Regions from separate parts of the Homo sapiens genome. Here region 2 is linked to region 1. Evidence: chromatin loops called from intact Hi-C (ENCODE). Cell type or tissue: Calu3. All regions are shown on one strand. Each heading gives the region's core, and the rest is flanking DNA. Links, peaks and the distances in the headings are about the cores only.

Region 1 (2,907 bases), core at 309-2,808:
CACAGAGCTGCTGGCAGGGGCTCTTTTTTGCTGTCAGGCGGGAAGAGACCCCAGGGTTGTTATAATCAAGCTTGTTCCCAAAGGCAGTCCCTTCTTCCCAGCTGCCTGCTTTCCACCACAGGGAGGTACACAAGCAAACAAAACCCCCGAGGGCACTCTTGTTCCTGTGATGCCGCGCTTAGGAGATCTCCCCAAGCACCTCTGTTGCCGTCTCCGCCTCAGTGAGTGGCGTGATCCGTGGCGCTCCGCAGGTCATTCAGCAGATGCTCATCCCATGCTGGTATCGCACCTCACATCGTGCTGGGCTCCAGCAGGGCAAAGGGGGTTCGGACACCAGTCCTTCTGGGGAGTTCACAGTTGGGGGCAGTTGGCAAAGGGCTTTCCCTGGGCAATGAGCCAGAGAAGCTTCTCCAGGAGGTGGCATCAGAGCTTGTCCCTAAAGGATGAGTAGCACTCTGCCAGGTGGAAAGTAGACAAGACGGTCTCAGCTGGCAGAGCAAAGAACACAAGCCAAGCTATGGAAGTGTGGAGCAAATGTGCAGTGGAAACAAAGGGGAATGTGACCCTCCTCCTGCCACCTCCGCATCACTTTCAGAGTCTCCTGCATGCCTCTCCACCTTGGCCTTATATTAGAATCTCCTGGGGAGCTAGCTGTAACAATACCAGGAGATGCCGGCCTCATCCCAAACAGTCTGTGAACCAGCCTGGGCGGCATCCCCAGCTCTGCTGTTGGGCAGTCAGTGTGAGGAACCCCAGTTAAATGCATGTATTAATGTTTGTGTGTAGATCTGTCACCTAGCTGGACTCTGAGGTCACAGCCCCCCAGAGCCTCACATGATGCCTGACACATCGTAAGACTCCAGCAGAAGCGAATTCCTTCAGGCACTGTCTTTTGAGGGAAAACTTTACACAGCTATACCAGGTGCACACTTTAGGTATTGCTGCCACCATCTCACTGTCAAGGCATGGTCTCGAAGTAGAGTGCGGGATGTGGTGCTAGATGCTTTGAGTCAGCATCACTGCCCCCTGGGATCAGTTTCAAGGTCGGACTGTGTCCCCTGGAGTTTCAAGGACACCTACGCAGGACGGGTGTGGTTTTATCAGGAGGCCTAACTGTTGGTTTCCTTCCAGGTATACGGATCCGGGTCTCAGACAAGGGCGTTCCAGTACGTCAGGTAAGACTGTCCTGCCCTGCCCCAGCCTTAGCAGTGCTTTGGAGCAGGGGTCATGCCAACTTGACAGACAGTTCAGTGTCTTGTATATGTTAACCATTTCCACAACGCTAACACTATATATTGATTAAAAATTTTTAATTTTATGATGGGAAAACTTGCTGTTCTCTGTTTAAAAGTTAAAATTTGCATTCATCTCCATGACTATCGTGACTCATGTGCTAATCTTTTACTGCCACCTAGCGGTGTGTGGGTGAAGTTGCCCAGCTCTGAGGGTGACTTGGGTGATTTCAGCGCAGGTGGAGTTAAGAGATGGCCTTTTGCATCCAGCAGACCTGTGAATGCCAGAATCTGACCCATTGCAAACATGGCTCGCGGGGTGGAGGAGATAGTCCTTGTGGAGGGCACAAGGTAGATAGTGTTCTTATGTTGAATTTCACGCTGAAACTAAATGCAGATAAAAATATATTTTTTGAATAGATTCACGTGGTGATTTTTATTGCTTTCTTGGCAGCCCTTATAAACCCACTGTTCTGTTGTTCCATTCCGTTGGTGATTAATTTTAGAAGGCAGTGTGGATTCTCAGAGTAGTTAGGATAGAAGCAGTTGTGTATGCCAAAGTGCATCCACCAGTATGTGGCTATTGTAAATTCTGTGAAAGTTTCTGGTATCCTGAATTGTTGTAAAACCCAGTTCTATATTTTGAACCCACATATTTTCACTCTTCATTGCAAATACCCCAGTATGCCTGTCAATCAGGAAGTGTTATTCCTGCTGTCTTAGGGCCATCCCAGGGGCACTAGGGTGAGATGGTGGCTGTTGTGCAGGTCGGGGCAGCCCCCAAGTCCCACCTCAGCCAAAGCAACCACATAAAATTGTACCTACCCAGGACCCTTAGGTAGGGGTCCTGGGTAGGAGTCCCGTGGAGAAATGGAACTGGTAGTAAAATAAAATTTTAAAAAGAAATCAAAATAACCACTGTAGATTTTTGCTGAAAGTATTTGTGAATTTCCATTTACTCCAAAAGAAAGCTGTGAGTAAACATTTACACAGCCAGTAGTTTTTTCCTCCCCACCCATTAATATCTTGCCTCAAGGGGCAAAAGCCCAGAAGTGTACTATAACCAACTTTGTGGCCCAAATAGGCATGCATATTCTAAAAAGCGATTTAACAGGGAAATGGCAGCTGCCCCCGCTTTGGGACTGTGTTCATTTCAAAGCACTTAACGTAGGCACTATGTCCCTGGAGGAAACTATCATGGCACACTTCTGTATGGGGACCAAATTGTGGGCCTCCCTTGGATTGAGTACCGTCTTTCCATAGTGACGCGTTCTTATCCCATCCTCCTCCACTCACCCAGCTGTGCCCTTTTCTGAGGGAGTCTTGCTGTCCTCGGTTATGTGTGCCTGCCTCGGGCTGCCTCACCAGTGGCGCCCAGGCTTCTCCAGCCCCCACACCACATGGAATATCAATGAGATGTTGTGCGGTAAAAGGAAACCAGTCAGGACCCATTCTTCTTTCTGCTCTCATTATCTCAAGGGCATTGTGTGCAAAATTCATTTAAAATAGCCTCAGAGACTTTTCTTTTTGCTAGGACTAAAATATTTTGAGCATTCAGTGATGCCTGTGCTATGTGCTGTCCCAGCTCAGGACAAAATGCACCCTGGCCCGCTCTGATGGCCTGGTCACTGTCCTGTGCCTGCTTTGATGGTCGTGGCTCATGCTCCTAGCTGCC
Region 2 (2,907 bases), core at 301-2,800, 170 kb before region 1:
CACCTGTGGTCAATGATCTAATCAATCGTCCCTATGTAATGAAGCTGCCATAAAAAACCACAAACAAAGGGTGTTTGGGAATTTCCAGGTTGATGACCACATTGAGGTGCTGGGAGGTTGTTGTACCCAGAGAGGGCCTGGAAGCTTTGCAGTGCCCACCCCTCACCCTTGCCGTGTCCATCTCTTCCATTCGGCTGTTCCTCAGTTGTATTCCTTGTAATGAACCACCAATAGTAAGTAAAGTGATTTCTTGAGTTCTATAAGTCATCCTAGCAAATTATGGAACCCAAGGAGAGGGTTGTGATTGACAGTCAGTTGGTTAGGATTGTGGGTAGCTCTTAGGATTGTGACTGGTGTCTGAAGTGAGGGCAGTCTTGTAGGACTGAGCCCTTAGCTTGTGGGGTCTGCACTAACCCCGGATATTTAGTGTCAGAATTGCTTAATGTGAGGGGAAAAATACACATTTGGCATCAGCAGTATTGTGTGAGAGTAAAGAAAAGCAGTTTGTTTTCTTTTCAGAAATGCATTGGGGATTTTTAAAGCTGGCATGGGGTTGAGAGCCTCTGCTGTAACATCGGGATATGTGAGGGAACACAGACGCTGCCTCAGAGCCCCTTCCAGTCAGAGCTGGGCAAGGGTGGCTTTAGGAGAAGGTGGGCAAGGTCCCTCTGTCTGCCAGGGCAGGGCAAGGCCAGCTGTGCAAGTGTGTGGGCAGTTCACAGAAGCCTCTAAGGCTGGAAGGAGCTCAGTTTCTACCTAGGACCAGGGGTACACCTGGCATCTGGATAAAAATGACCACATTTCCTCATACAAAAGTGGTCTCACTTCCTCGTCAACAAGAGGAGCTGGTGTGTGGTGTATGTTATGTGTGTTGCGGGGAGGTAGAAGCGTTGCACTTTGATTTGGAATGGATAGAAGTACAGGTTTCCCAGGATAAGGAGGGAAGGTGGGAAGGCCTGACCACCGGTGAGTCTGTGCCAGCCCTGATCCCCGACAGACTTGGGTGTGTGCTGTGTGCACTGAGGTCTCCCCACCCAGGAAAGGAGATGGGCTCTGCTCCCCAACTCGCAGAGACTTAAAGGCTGCAAAGGGTGTGGGTGGCTGCAGAGACCGAGAGTGACAGGGACACACACAGGAACCACAGGCACAGGAAAAACCATGGTCACTACAACGCAGTGCTTGCGGAGGGGCCCAGGTCCCGAGTGGTGCCAGGGAAGTTTTCACCAACAGCTGAGAGCATAGCTGTGGCAGTGGAGGTGCGGGCCTGTGTTGCTGCCCCGAGGGCTGGGAGCCACCTAGCTTTGCTCTGCGGACATGTGCTAAGGGCTGTGACGGGACACCCCACCCTCTTCTCACTGTTGCTACTCTTGCTCTGTAAGTGTCCCTTTAAGGGTTAGCAGGACTCACATTCCTGAGAGTCTCCTGGCCTCAGTGAGGACAGCTGGCCCCATCTTTGGGGTGATCAGGATTGGGAAGGGGCAATTATGTCATTCATTTCTTCAAGGGATATTGAAAGTATCCCACAGGCACTGGCTCCGCCCTTAAAGTGCTTATAACATGTTAGGGAAAGAAAACTGAAGTGCGTAATGAGCCTGATGGAGAAGTAGGACCCCAGCTGGTGCGGAGGGGCAGCGGGCTTTGGCCCAGTTAGGAGCCACCGAGTGGACGTGGTTTGATGAAGCAGGATCCGCCAGGCTTGGTTCGGTGGGGGGTGGGTTCGGTAGGTGGGCGTGGTTTGGTGGGGCGGGGCCGGCCAGGGTGCAGGGAGGTGACCCTGAACGCTGAGCGTGGGACGCCTGGAGCGAGCTGGGTTAGGGAGTGTGACCAGGGTGTGGAATATCTCCCAATATTCAGAAAACGGGGAGCGATAGGAACCTGCAGACGCGGACCCACGCGTCCCGACGTGGGCAGACCTATGTACTTTATGATGCTGCTCTGGCAACGCCCTCCCTCCACCCAAAGGCGGCCGAGAGCCGTGAGCTGACAGCTGGCGCGGGTTGACGGACACAGAGTAAATACGACTTCTAGTACATGGGCCAGTCACTTCCCGTGTTCCTGTTGGCTGTGGGCCTGGGCTCCTCTGTTCAGTGACCATGCACCTGGCCGACGGTGCTGCTCCACCGAGCGCTGAACTCGCTGTCTCCCTGAAGCACGCTCCCCGTCTGGCTGACCTTGCAGGACCGTTTGTTCAAACCACTCCCAGGAACTTCCTGCCCAGGCCCCGCACTCTTCACCCGAACTTCCGTGACTCCTCAGGGCACCGTCGCTTAGGGGTCCGTTTTTGCCAATTCACTGTGTCTTTACTGGTATTGTCTACCAACAGTTACTCATCATTTTCACTCTGAGCGGAGACTATTTCATATTCTTCTTTCATGTGGTTTAAAGTTTAATAACGCTTTTAGTTTCCCCCAAATGTTATTGGAAGCAAAAACTTATACTTTTTTTTTTTCCAAGACAGTCTCACTCTCTCGCCCAGGCTGGAGTGCACTGGTGCGATCTCGACTCACTGCAACCTCCGCCTCCCAAGCTCAAGCGATTCTCCTGCCTCAGCCTCCCCAGTAGCTGGGGTTACAGGTCCGCACCACTACCGCCCTGCTAATTTTTGTTTTTCAGTAGAAACGGGGTTTTACCTTGTTGGCCAGGCTGGTCTCAAACTCCTGACCTCGTGACCTGCCCGCCTCAGCCTCTCAAAATGCTGGGATTATAGGCGTGAGCCACCGCACCCGACCATATTTTCTACTGGTAAATACACACATGAACAAACTTTTGAAGGTCCTAAAGGGAAAAGTAAGTTTTCCTCTCTCCTCTGCCTTTCATTTCATTTAATTACCCCCAATGCAATCACTCCTAGGTTTCTTGGTTATCCTATGATAAATATCTTATATGCTTATGAACATTTGTGAATAT

The links. A loop is a pair of places that touch in the nucleus more often than their neighbours do. Peaks named below come from ENCODE experiments on the same cell type or tissue, not always from the same donor. Only the 100,000 strongest peaks of a DNase experiment are listed, where the experiment ranks them.
Region 2: a loop joins it to region 1, with 3 times the contacts of the local background. A loop is called at or near these places in 6 of 110 quality-filtered maps.

Annotation. Positions count from the first base shown.
Region 1 is chr2:106,103,062-106,105,968 of GRCh38, reverse strand. It overlaps UXS1 (UDP-glucuronate decarboxylase 1), which reads left to right. Exons shown (of 15, transcript NM_001253875.2): 11 at 1,132-1,175. Among named protein-coding and RNA genes, the nearest start is that of ECRG4, 39 kb to the right of the region's middle. In Calu3, for the core only: a CTCF peak has its summit at 1,413 (motif pointing left); a DNase peak (open chromatin) is centred at 1,428.
Region 2 is chr2:106,269,034-106,271,940 of GRCh38, reverse strand. No RefSeq gene overlaps it. Among named protein-coding and RNA genes, the nearest start is that of UXS1, 76 kb to the right of the region's middle. In Calu3, for the core only: no CTCF peak of the experiment used is centred there; DNase peaks (open chromatin) are centred at 1,750 and 2,020.